2 separate regions of the Homo sapiens genome follow, and region 1 is linked to region 2. A link is an interaction called in ENCODE POLR2A ChIA-PET data of the cell type or tissue named here. Cell type or tissue: PC-9. All regions are shown on one strand. Each heading gives the region's core, and the rest is flanking DNA. Links, peaks and the distances in the headings are about the cores only. Region 1 overlaps LOC124904342 (a long non-coding RNA gene). Region 2 holds the start of LINC01356 (long intergenic non-protein coding RNA 1356).

Evidence for each region. ChIA-PET counts read pairs that join two places held together with the same protein. Peaks named below come from ENCODE experiments on the same cell type or tissue, not always from the same donor. Only the 100,000 strongest peaks of a DNase experiment are listed, where the experiment ranks them.
Region 1: POLR2A ChIA-PET joins it to region 2 with 15 read pairs; 9 of 35 experiments call an interaction of 5 or more read pairs at or near these places.

The regions. Positions count from the first base shown.
Region 1 is chr1:112,902,467-112,907,842 of GRCh38, forward strand. All of the region lies in intron 1 of LOC124904342 (a long non-coding RNA gene), which reads left to right. Among named protein-coding and RNA genes, the nearest start is that of MIR11399, 23 kb to the left of the region's middle. RefSeq lists enhancers at 1-762, 763-1,694, 1,601-1,895, 3,698-4,257. In PC-9, for the core only: no CTCF peak of the experiment used is centred there; DNase peaks (open chromatin) are centred at 1,765 and 2,655; H3K4me3 peaks cover 1,804 bases; H3K27ac peaks cover 3,663 bases.
Region 2 is chr1:112,849,212-112,854,560 of GRCh38, forward strand. It overlaps LINC01356 (long intergenic non-protein coding RNA 1356), which reads right to left and starts at 1,432. Exons shown (of 7, transcript NR_103746.1): 1 at 469-1,432. LINC01357 (long intergenic non-protein coding RNA 1357) reads left to right here and starts at 646. Exons shown (of 2, transcript NR_189282.1): 1 at 646-1,216. In PC-9, for the core only: no CTCF peak of the experiment used is centred there; DNase peaks (open chromatin) are centred at 570, 1,190, 2,680 and 3,230; H3K4me3 peaks cover 3,534 bases; H3K27ac peaks cover 3,443 bases.

The DNA of each region.
Region 1 (5,376 bases), core at 213-5,212, 53 kb after region 2:
GAGCTCAGTCCAAAACAATGGCTTCCCATACATTTTATTTTACACCTTTACAATAAATGGGTAAATGTAAGTAAAGCATTTCCCTTAATTCTGTGAGCCACTCTAGCAAGTGATTGAACCCAAGAAAGGGTCTAATTTGTAAAACCTCTAATTTGTAGCTAAGTTGGACAGAAGTTGTGAGTAACATGAAGGTCTACTATTTGCAGTTGGAGTGTGAACGTGTGGAACTGAGTCTTTTTTTTTTTTTTTTTGAGACAGGGTCTCACTTTGTCACCTAGGCTTGAGTGGAGTGGCGCAATCTTGGCTCACTGCAACCTCCACCTCCTGGGTTCAAGCAACTCTCCTGCCTCAGCCTCCCAAGTATTTGAGATTACAGGCGTGCGCCACCATGCCCGGCTAATTTTTTGTATTTTTAGTAGAGATGGGGTTTCACCATGTTGCCCAGGCTGGTCTGGAACTCCTGAGCTCAGATGATCCACCCACCTTGGCCTTCCAAAGTGATTGGATTACAGGCGTGAGCCACCACGCCTGGCCTGGAACTGAGTCCTTAATCTGTGTGATCTGACACTATACCTAGGTAGATAGTATCAGAATTGAGTTTAGTTGTAAGACTCTCGGTGTCTGCAGAAAATTGGAGAATTGCTTGATGTGGAGAAAAATCCCTACACATTTGATCACAGGAGTGTTCTATGTTCAGTGTGAGTATAGAGAAAAATAATTTGCTTTTCCTATTCAGTAGCCCACAGGCCCACTGGGATCTCCTCTGTTTTCTGCCCTTCATCAGACTTGGGCTTGGGAAACACTCTGCCTTTGTTCACTTCAGTCTCCGAAATTTGGCCTGTGGACTTTTAGGGTCCTCATCATGCTATGTTGTAAGCACTGATTTCCTTTTCATGCCACCAACAGATTTAAAGCTTCTTAAAAATACAGACCAGGCTTTATTCAGCTTTTTATCTTAACCTAGCCCAGGGCCTGGCACACAGTCTGTGTTTAACAATGCTTGGCTGTCAGTTCTACCATGGTTCCTACATAGCTTTCTCTGGATGCTTTTCTCCAGGAGAAATGCAGCACTATTTTTCTCTACCTGGTTGAAATGCCACTTCCTGCAGAAGCTTCCCCAGGCCCTAAAATCACATGGCATACTTTGTGTGTGGTTCCCTCTCATCTCAAGAAGTTCACAGTTTCGTAGGGATTTAGAAGAGCAAACTAACATGTACAATGCACTGCAGTGCTAGGAAAAATTGTGAAAGACTTTTAAATGGGCAAGTAATGACTGGGTGTCTTTCAATGGAATGATGTGTGTTACAATTCTACCCTACAAAAGTGCTGGACTGTTTTATAACTCTGTAGAAATGAAGGTTAATGGGGAGGCCTGATGATGGTGTAGATGTTTTCTGTCTAGAGCTGGATGCAGGATGCAAACAACTCTGTTCATGGCAATGCAACTAAATACATTTTGTCCAGTACAGAACAAACCGCCCAAGGGGTTCACCTTGCCCTCTGCCTAGACAGAGCATTCATCAAGACAGAGGAATTGCAATAGAGAAAGAGTAATTTACACAGAGCCAGCTGTGTTGGAGACCAGAGTTTTATTATTACTCAAATCAGTCTCCCCAAGTATTCAGGGAGCAGAATTTTTAACGATAACTTGGTGGGTGGGGGAAAGCCAGTGAGCCAGGAGTGCTGATTTGTCAGAGATGAAATCGTAGGGAGTCGGAGCTGTCTTCTTGCACTGAGTCACTTCCTGGGTGGGGGCTACAAGATCAGTTGAGCCAGTTTTTCAATTGGGTGGTGCCAGATGATCCATCAAGTGCCGAGTCTGCAAAATATCTCAAGCACTGATCTTAGGAGCAGTTTAGGAAGGGTCAGAATCTTGTAGCCTCCAGCTGCATGACTCCTAAACCACAATTTCTAATCTTGTGGCTAATGTTAGTCCTACAAAGGCAATCTAGTCCCCAGGCAAAAAGGAGGTCTGCTTTGGGAAAGAGCTGTCTTTGTTTAAACTATAAACTAAGCTTCTCCCAAAGTTAGTTCGGCCTATACCCAGGAATGAACAAGGACAGCTTGGAGGTTAGAAGCAAGATGGAGTCTGTTAAGTTAGATCTCTTTGGCTGTCTCAGTCATAATTTGGCAAAGGCAGTTTTATAAGTAAAATTCCATTTTAAACAGTTATAAAATCCTACTAGTTTCCTCCTTAATTCATGATTTAAATAAATGTATGTTCATTCTCTGTGTGAGTTATGCTTTTATCATTTTGAAAACTATTCTTTAATAGTGGTATCTGTGAAAGAGTAAGCAAAATTAATACACAGTGAGCATTTATTCCATGTCAGGCACTATGCTAAGGGTTTTATAGATTTAATCATCATGGCGACCCTGTAAGTTAAGTTCTATTATTAGTTCCATTTTACAGATCTGGAAACCAAGGCCTAGAGATTAAGTAACTTTCCTAAGGACCCAGAGCTAGTAAGTGGCCTGAGATTTGAGACCTGAGATTTGAAAGACTTGCATTGTAACTGCACTTCAGTCAAGAGGGCAATTGAAATGAAATTGTGGGATCAGGTAAGGCTTCCAAATTTCGGAGGATAAGGTGTTGGTGCAGAGGGAAAAGAAGGGCGGGGCTTTCAGGTACAGGTCAGCCCTAAGAAATGCAGTTGGCCTGGAGAGCAGGGTGTGGGCTGAGGAGTGGTAAGAGATAAGGCTGAAGGAAACTTCAGGAGTTTCCTTCACAGAGGAAGGAAATCACGGAGAGCTCTGTGAGGCCAGAAGCCAAGGAGTTTGGACTTTATCCTCAAACTACAGTATTTTAAGCAGAAAAAAAAGACATGATTAGATTGAGTTGTATTATTTTTATCTTTATTGCTTTTGTTTGTAGTTATAAAAGAGGTATAGGCTTTTTTTAAATTGTTGTTAAAACAAAACAAAACATGGAGAAATTTGGCCCTTCTAGAAAAATTATTTTGGCAGCACTGTTGAGGCTCGATCCGAAGTGGTGAGTGAGAAAAGAGGGAAGCTGTTGGAAACTAAGCCAATAGCAAGAAAAACGAAGAGGAGGGGATGGAAAGGAGAAACAGTAAGCTAGCTGAATCTACAGGATTTGGCAACTGTGGCATGTCGGGGGTAGGAAAGGGTGGGAAGGAGGGGCTAGTGCACAGGGAGAGCCCCATCAAAGTACCTAGCTCAGAAAACCTACTGCAGGCCTGGTTACTCATTCTTAGCATGTAAGAACTGAGATAGTACTTGAAATTTAAAGCGAAAAGCATTGATATCAAGTTTGTACAACACCCATTCTAAAAAGCATATACAAATAGAGCCTGACCAAAGTACCCAGGCCTTTTTTTTTTTTCTTTTTTGGCCTCAAGGTGGTTAGAAGCGGGAGACAAAAAAGGGTGTTGAGAAAGGAAAAGAAAGATAAATCACAAAGACTATAACCATTTAAACCTTCTGTTGACAATTACGCACATACAGATTGTCAGCACACCAGGTGACTTTTAATCCCGGTCCAGTTCCCCTCCTGGCCCTCTTAATGGCTTCTGGCCACTTCCTCTTGGGATCTGGCCAGAGTAAGCTCAGGAAATGCAAAGTTTTAATTCTGGAATCAGTAAAGCATATTAGGAAAGGAAATCCACAAGTGAAAAAAACATCACATTATGCATTTTGAAGCCAAGGGACAGAATCAGATTGTAAATTTGTGGGGACAGGAACCATTTTACACATTTTGGTGCAGAACTCAGGGATTGGTTTAGCCATTATTCCCCCTCAGGTTCACCCAGGATTTGGTCTCTTGCATTCTTGTATGATTCCAAAGCTTCCATCCAGCACAACCTTCAGCTCTAGCAGTTAAGCTGTCTGCAGTCCCGCTTTGTGCTCCCTGACAGCAGGGGAGGATAACCCGCCAAGATGAAGGCCCAGATAAAGAGTCAGTATCTTTAATTATACTCACTTCCCTAGGATTTTGCAGGATCAGATGATAGAATATATTTGAAAGGCCTTTGTAAAATTGGATGAGCTATACAATCACTAGCTGTTCTTTATTCATTGTTGTTCTGGTTGATGACCTAACTGATACTTGCTACACTGCATTGCAGAATGTTCAAGGAGATTCAGATTTTTACAATGACTATGCACTTAATATATTAATGTTACTATGTGCTCAATGGTGTGCTGTGTACTTTCACATGTAATCCTCAAAATAATTTTATCATGTTTATCAAAGATCAGATAGATTAACTTGCTCAAAAACATAATTTTTGATTTTTTATGCTCTCCCAAGATTGGATTAGGTTTTGCCATGTGTTACCACACCACAGAAGTTACTACATATCTTCCCCACTACACTAGAAGCTGTGGGTGCTAGGAACTATATTTTGTTCACTGCATTATGCCCTCTATCCAGCTAATGGAGCCAGGCACAAAACATACATGCTACAAAAAATAGTTAGGGTGAATGAATGAAGGCTGATTTTATATCCATTGCTCTATTCTGAAAACTACTGTTTTCTTAATAACTTACTGTTCATCATCTATTTTTCCCTACTAGAATGTAAGATACTTGTGAAAACATATCATTTGTTTTATTCACTGCTGGATTCTCAAAGTCTGGAACAATGCCTGGGATATACTAAGTGTCCAATAAATATCTGTTGGTGAATGAACAAACGATAGCCACGTGGACAAGCAAATTCCACCTCTTTTTGTCTATCACTATATTTTTTCTTTTTCTTTTCTTTTTTTTTTTTTGCGATGGAGTTTCACTCTTGTTGCCCAGGCTGGAGTGGAATGGCGTGATCTCACCACAACCTCTGCCTCCTGGGTTCAAGCGATTCTCCTGCCTCAGCCTCCCTAGTAGCTGGGATTATAGGCATGCGCCACCATGCCTGACTAATTTTGTATTTTTAGTAGAGATGGGGTTTCTGAATGTTGGTCAGGCTGGTCTCGAACTCCCGATCTCGGGTGATCCGCCCGCCTTGGCCTCCCAAAGTGCTGGGATTACAGACAAGAGCCACCATGGCTGGCCTTGTATTTTCTTTTTTCTGATGCTGATCTCAATAAGATAACGCTCAAGAACAACACAACACTGTGATGTGGGTGAGCGGCTGAGAGCTGAACACTCTGGCTTCCTGAGGTAAATACTTGCAGCTGAATGATGATTAGAAAGGAACCACAGGAATGCTGTCTCCAAGAGCACTGCCTGCAAGAAGAAGGCACAGGTGGCCAGCACTGGTGGCCTGTGGACTCTACACTTCACAGCTTTGGTCCAGCACCAGCAAAATAGTGATGCAAGACTATTGTGCTCTTGAGTTCCATGTCACACTCACCTCTCTTTCACCAGAATGCAACTCTTGGAGAAGCAGAAAAAGTAATGTGCTTATAACA
Region 2 (5,349 bases), core at 350-5,349:
CGGGAATCACGAACTGGGGAAAATTATTTGTCAGGTTTAATTAAAGGAAGAGGAACAAATAGAGTTTAAAGATTAGAAGGTTACAGGTGGCACCCCACAATCCCCAAAACAAACCCCACCTCGGCTCAGCCCCAGTCACCTCCCAAGGGGGTATATCTTGCCCAGAGAGCCTGAAGGCAGGGGCATTTGTTTTTACAGCCCAGTCACTATTCTTCCAGACAAAAAAAGCATTTCCTGTGAGGATGAAGTGATTACCCCAGGTCACCTGGCCACATTCCTCTCCGGGAGCTGGTGGCCACACCACCTGGCCGCCCCTCCACTAGCGCCGCGCTCCGAGGTCACGCAGCTGCCTGCGAAGCCCTCAGTGAGGCCGCCTCCCACCCCCTGGAGACGTGGTCTCCCCTCCCGCGAGGGTCCCTCCGACCCCACCCGGGCAACTAGGGCACCGCGGGCTGTTACCCAACTAACCATTAAGCGCGGAGCCGAGCGCGTGCGTGGCACGGAGAGGCGGGGCGGGTCTGGTCTGCGCTCTCGGCACCATGCGGCCCCCAAGACGTAGAGCTTCCCTGCCTCGGTTTGAAGGGACCGCTGGGCTGCCTGATTACGCGCCCCCGGCCGAGCCTGCGCACTGGGGACGCAGTCGGCCCTCGCGTCCTCTGCTGCCCGAAACAAGCGCGTGGAAAGCTTGGTCGGGGCTTCTCACAGCCGCGCGCACAGACTGGTTCTCCCCCCGCGTCTCCCGGGAGCGTCGCCGCCACCTGCACGCGTCCGGCACACAAACGTCGGTCTCACCCCTTAGTTTCTGGAAGAGAAAAAGGAAAAGCCACCGAGAGGCCTGACCCTGAGGGGTCGGGGGGAGATGCGGGCGCGTAGTAGAGGGAAGCGACTGAGGAGCGGGGACTGGGCAGCATTTGAATGGATGCGGGTGCCGCTGGCACCCGGGAAGACGCCTGGGAGCCGGCGCTGGGGAGCCGGGCATGGGCTGGGATGTGTTTGGATTCCAATCTGGGCCTGACACCAGTTCAGTGACCTCGGGAAGTTCCCCAACCCTGCGGGCCTGTTTCCTCCCTCTGAAGTGGCGACAGTAATAGAACCGACCTCGTAGGCTCATCGGGAGGTCCTGATGGGAGAACCCATGCAACTTGCCACCACAGAGCCAGGCCCGCGGCGACTGGCTCCTGGTGGGTATTAAAGACGAGTCGGGAAAGAAGAGCAGGTAAGAGGGCGGGGAGACTGGCCCAGTGGGTTGGGGTGTGCACCTCGGCCACGTGGAAAAGCGAGAATGCAGGGGCCGGACGCTTATGGACGATGCATATGTGGGGCCGGATAGAATTGTGGCAGGCGGCGCTGGGGCTGATGCGCCTCACCCAGATTATCCTCTGTAATCCTCACAGCCCTGTGAAGTGGGCCCTGCCATGAACATTTTGTAAATAAGGCACCCGAGGCTCAGAGAGGTGAAGTAATTTTCCAGACAGCCCAGCTCGTCAGCGGCCAGCATTTGAAGTCACACTCCAGAGCCTGTTTTTATCATAATAGCCGCTGTGACCGCATAACCAACGTGTGTGTTGAAGTGATCAAATAACCATGGGGTGGTCTCTGATGTCCAGGACTTTTGAGAAATACTGAAAAAGTATGAGGCAAGGCCCCTGCCTTCAAAGAGCTTTCAAGTTTATGGGAGAGACTGAGTCAGGCGCAAATTAACCAACATCTGTTGAGCACTTACTGCTTGCCAGGACCCTGCCCTTCTCTCACTGTCTTCCTCCCTTCCAGGACTCACCCCCTCACTTACCCTTCCCCTCAATTCTCACAAGAGATTGAAGAAGGGTAGAGACTGGAGGATGAGGCTGGGCGCGGTGTCCCATGTCTGTAATCCCAGCACTTTGGGAGGCCGAGGCAGGTGGATCACCTGAGGTCAGGAATTCAAGACCAGCCTGGCCAACATAGCGAAACCCCCCTCTACTAAAAATACAAAAATTAGAAGGGTGTGGTGGCACTCGCCTATGGTACCAGCTACTCAAGAGCCTGAGGAGGGAGAATCACTTGAACCTGGGAGGCAGAGGTTGCAGGGAGCTGAGATCATGCCACTGCACTCCAGCCTGGGTGACAGAGCGAGACTCTGTCTCAAAAAATAAAAAAATAGGCCGAGCGCAGTGGCTCACGCCTGTAATCCCAGTACTTTAGGAGTCCGAGGTGGGCGGATCATGAGGTCAGGAGTTCGAGACCAGCCTGGCCAACATGGTGAAATCCCGTCTCTACTAAAAATACAAAAATTAGCCTGGCGTGGTGGTAGACACCTGTAATCTCAGCTACTCAGGAGACTGAGGCAGGAAGAATTGCTTGAACTTGGGAGGCAGACGTTGCAGTGAGCCAAGATCATGCCATTGCTCTCCAGCCTGGGCGACTCTATCTCAAAATAAATAAAATAATTAAACAGATAAAAATAAAAAATGGTGGTGGGACAATTGGGTATCCATATGCAGAAGAATGAATTTGCATGAAATTGACTTAAAATTCATCAATAACAAAGAGCTAAACTGTAAAACTCTTAGAAGAGAATATACAGATAATCTTTTTTTTTTTTTTTTTTTTTTTTTTTTTGAGATGGAGTCTCATTCCGTCGCCCAGGCTGGAGTGCAGTGTCGCAATCTCGGCTCACTGCAAGTTCAGCCCCCGGGTTCATGCCATTCTCCTGTCTCAGCTTCCCGAGTAGCTGGGACGACAGGCGCCCGCCACCACGCCCGGCTTTTTTTTTTTTTTAGCATGTGGGAGCAACTTACCCACATTTCGGTTACACTAGTATGGCTACAAAAAAATTTTTTTTAAGGAAAAAAGTATTGGTGAGAATGTGGAGAAATTCAAACTTCATACTTTGCTGATGGGGATGTAAAATAGGGCAGCTACTGTGGAAAACAGTTTTGTGGTTCCTCAAAAAGAAAGAATTACCATATGATGCAGCAATTCTGCTACTGAAGCAGCGTCGTTTTCTGGGGTAAATACCTGAGGTTCCTCGTCTAGTGCCAAGAAGATTAAGGACATGGATACACGCAAGGAGCGAGTTTAGGAGAGGAGATTTCATAGGCAAAAAAGGGAGAAAAGGTCTCTCATGAGAGAGTGGGGCGCTCGAATGGGAATTCCAGCCTGGGGCAGAGTGCACCCGATTTTATAGGCAGGCTTAAGAAGGCAGTGTCTGATTTACATAGGGTCCAAAGATTGGTTGGACCAGGTGTGACGTTTACATAACACGCCAGGTAAGCTGGCTTCTCCACCCTAATCTTATTATGCAAATAGAATCTTTGCCTGGCTGGCACCATGTTGCCTGCTCCTTACTACACACGCGGCTAGCAAAGAGAAGGGAAGATGGAGCCGCCATTTTGAACATGCGTAGTCCCAGGTGTAGCCTTTTCCTATTGCCACAACTGCTGGCGTTCACCCCTGCAAGCTTCCAGCTTGCTTGTCTATGTTTGCAGCTTGATTTTACAGGATGTTCTTTGTTACAAAAGAAAATTATCTGGGGGCTGTTTTTCATTAAAAGGAAAACCTTACCAAGGACTCCTGTAGCTTACCTGCCTAAATAATTTATTCTTAATGCCTATATCACTACTAGGTATATTACCAAAATAAAACCGGTATTCAAACAAACACTTGTACAGCAGCACTATTCACAGTAGCCAAAAGTTGCAAACAATTCACATGTCCATCAATGGATGCATAGATAAACAAATATATTATGCAGCTATAAAAGGGAATGAAGTACTAATAAATCCCACAATGTGGATAAACCTTAAAAATATATAAGTGAAAGAAGCCAGAAACTAAAGGTTCAAAATTGTATGTGCGATAATTTCGAGGCATTTGAACCAGAGCAACTCCATCTTGAATAGGGACTGGGTAAAATAAGGCTGAAACCTACTAGGCTACATTCCTGAGATGGTTAAGCATTCTAAGTCATAGGATGAGATAGGAGGTCAGCATAAGATACAGGTCATAAAGACCTTCCTGATAAAATAGCTTGGAGTAAAGAAGCCAGCCAAAACCCACTAAAACCAAGATGGCCCAGAGAGTGACCTCTGGTCATCACTACTACACTCCCACCAGTGCCATGAGAGTTTACAAATGCCATGGCAACCTCAGGAAGTTACCCTATATGATCCAAAAAAGGGAGGCATGAATAATCCACCTCTTTTTTAGCATATAATCAAGAAATAACCATAAAAATGGGCAACCAGCAGCCCTGAGGGTGCTGTCTATAGAGTAGCCATTCTTTTATTCCTTTACTTTTTAAATAAACTTGCTTTCACTTTATGGACTTGCCCTGAATTCTTTTTTGCACGAGATCCAAGAACCCTCTCTTGGGCTCTGGGTCAGGACTCCTTTCCATTAACAATTTCATTGCATGAAATACCCAAGATAGGTAAATCCATAGAGACAGAAAGCAGATTAGTGGTTGCCAGGGGCTAGGGATAGGGAGAAAGGGAGTTGTGTCCGGATTTGGTGGGTTCTTGGTCTCGCTGACTTCAAGAATGAAGCCGCGGACCCTCGCGGTGTTACAGCTCTTAAGGTGGCGCGTCTGAAGTTTCTTCCTTCTGGTGGGTTCGTGGTCTCGCTGGCTCAGGAGTGAAGCTGCAGACCTTTGCGTTGAGTGTTACAGCTCTTAAGGCGGCGCATCTGGAGTTGTTCGTTCCTCCCAGTGGTCTCGTGGTCCCGCTGGCTTCAGGAGTGAAGCTGCAGATTTTCGCGGTGAGTGTTACAGCTCATAAAAGCAGTGTGGACCCAAACAGTGAGCAGCAGCAAGGTTTATTGCAAAGAGTGAAAGAACAAAACTTCCACAGTGGAAGGGGACCGGAGCAAGTTGCCACTGCTGGCTGGGGCAGCCTGCTTTTATTCTCTTACCTGGCCCCACCCACGTCCTGCTGATTGGTAGAGCCAAGTGGTCTGTTTTGACAGGGCGCTGATTGGTGCGTTTACAATCCCTGAGCTAGATACAAAGGTTCTCCACGTCCCCATCAGATTAGTTAGATACAGAGTATAGACACAAAGGTTCTCCAAGGCCCCACCAGAGCAGCTAGATACAGAGTGTCGATTGGTGCATTCACAAACCCTGAGCTAGACACAGAGTGCTGATTGGTGTGTTTACAAACCTTGAGCTAGATACAGAGTGCTGATTGGTGTATTTACAATCCCTGAACTAGGCATAAAGGTTCTCCACGTCCCCACCAGACTCAGGAGCCCAACTGGCTTCACCCAGTGGATCCCGCACGGGGCTGCAGGTGGAGCTGCCTGCCAGTTCCGCGCCGTGCGCCCGCACTCCTCAGCCCTTAGGTGGTCGATGGGACTGAGCACCGTGGAGCA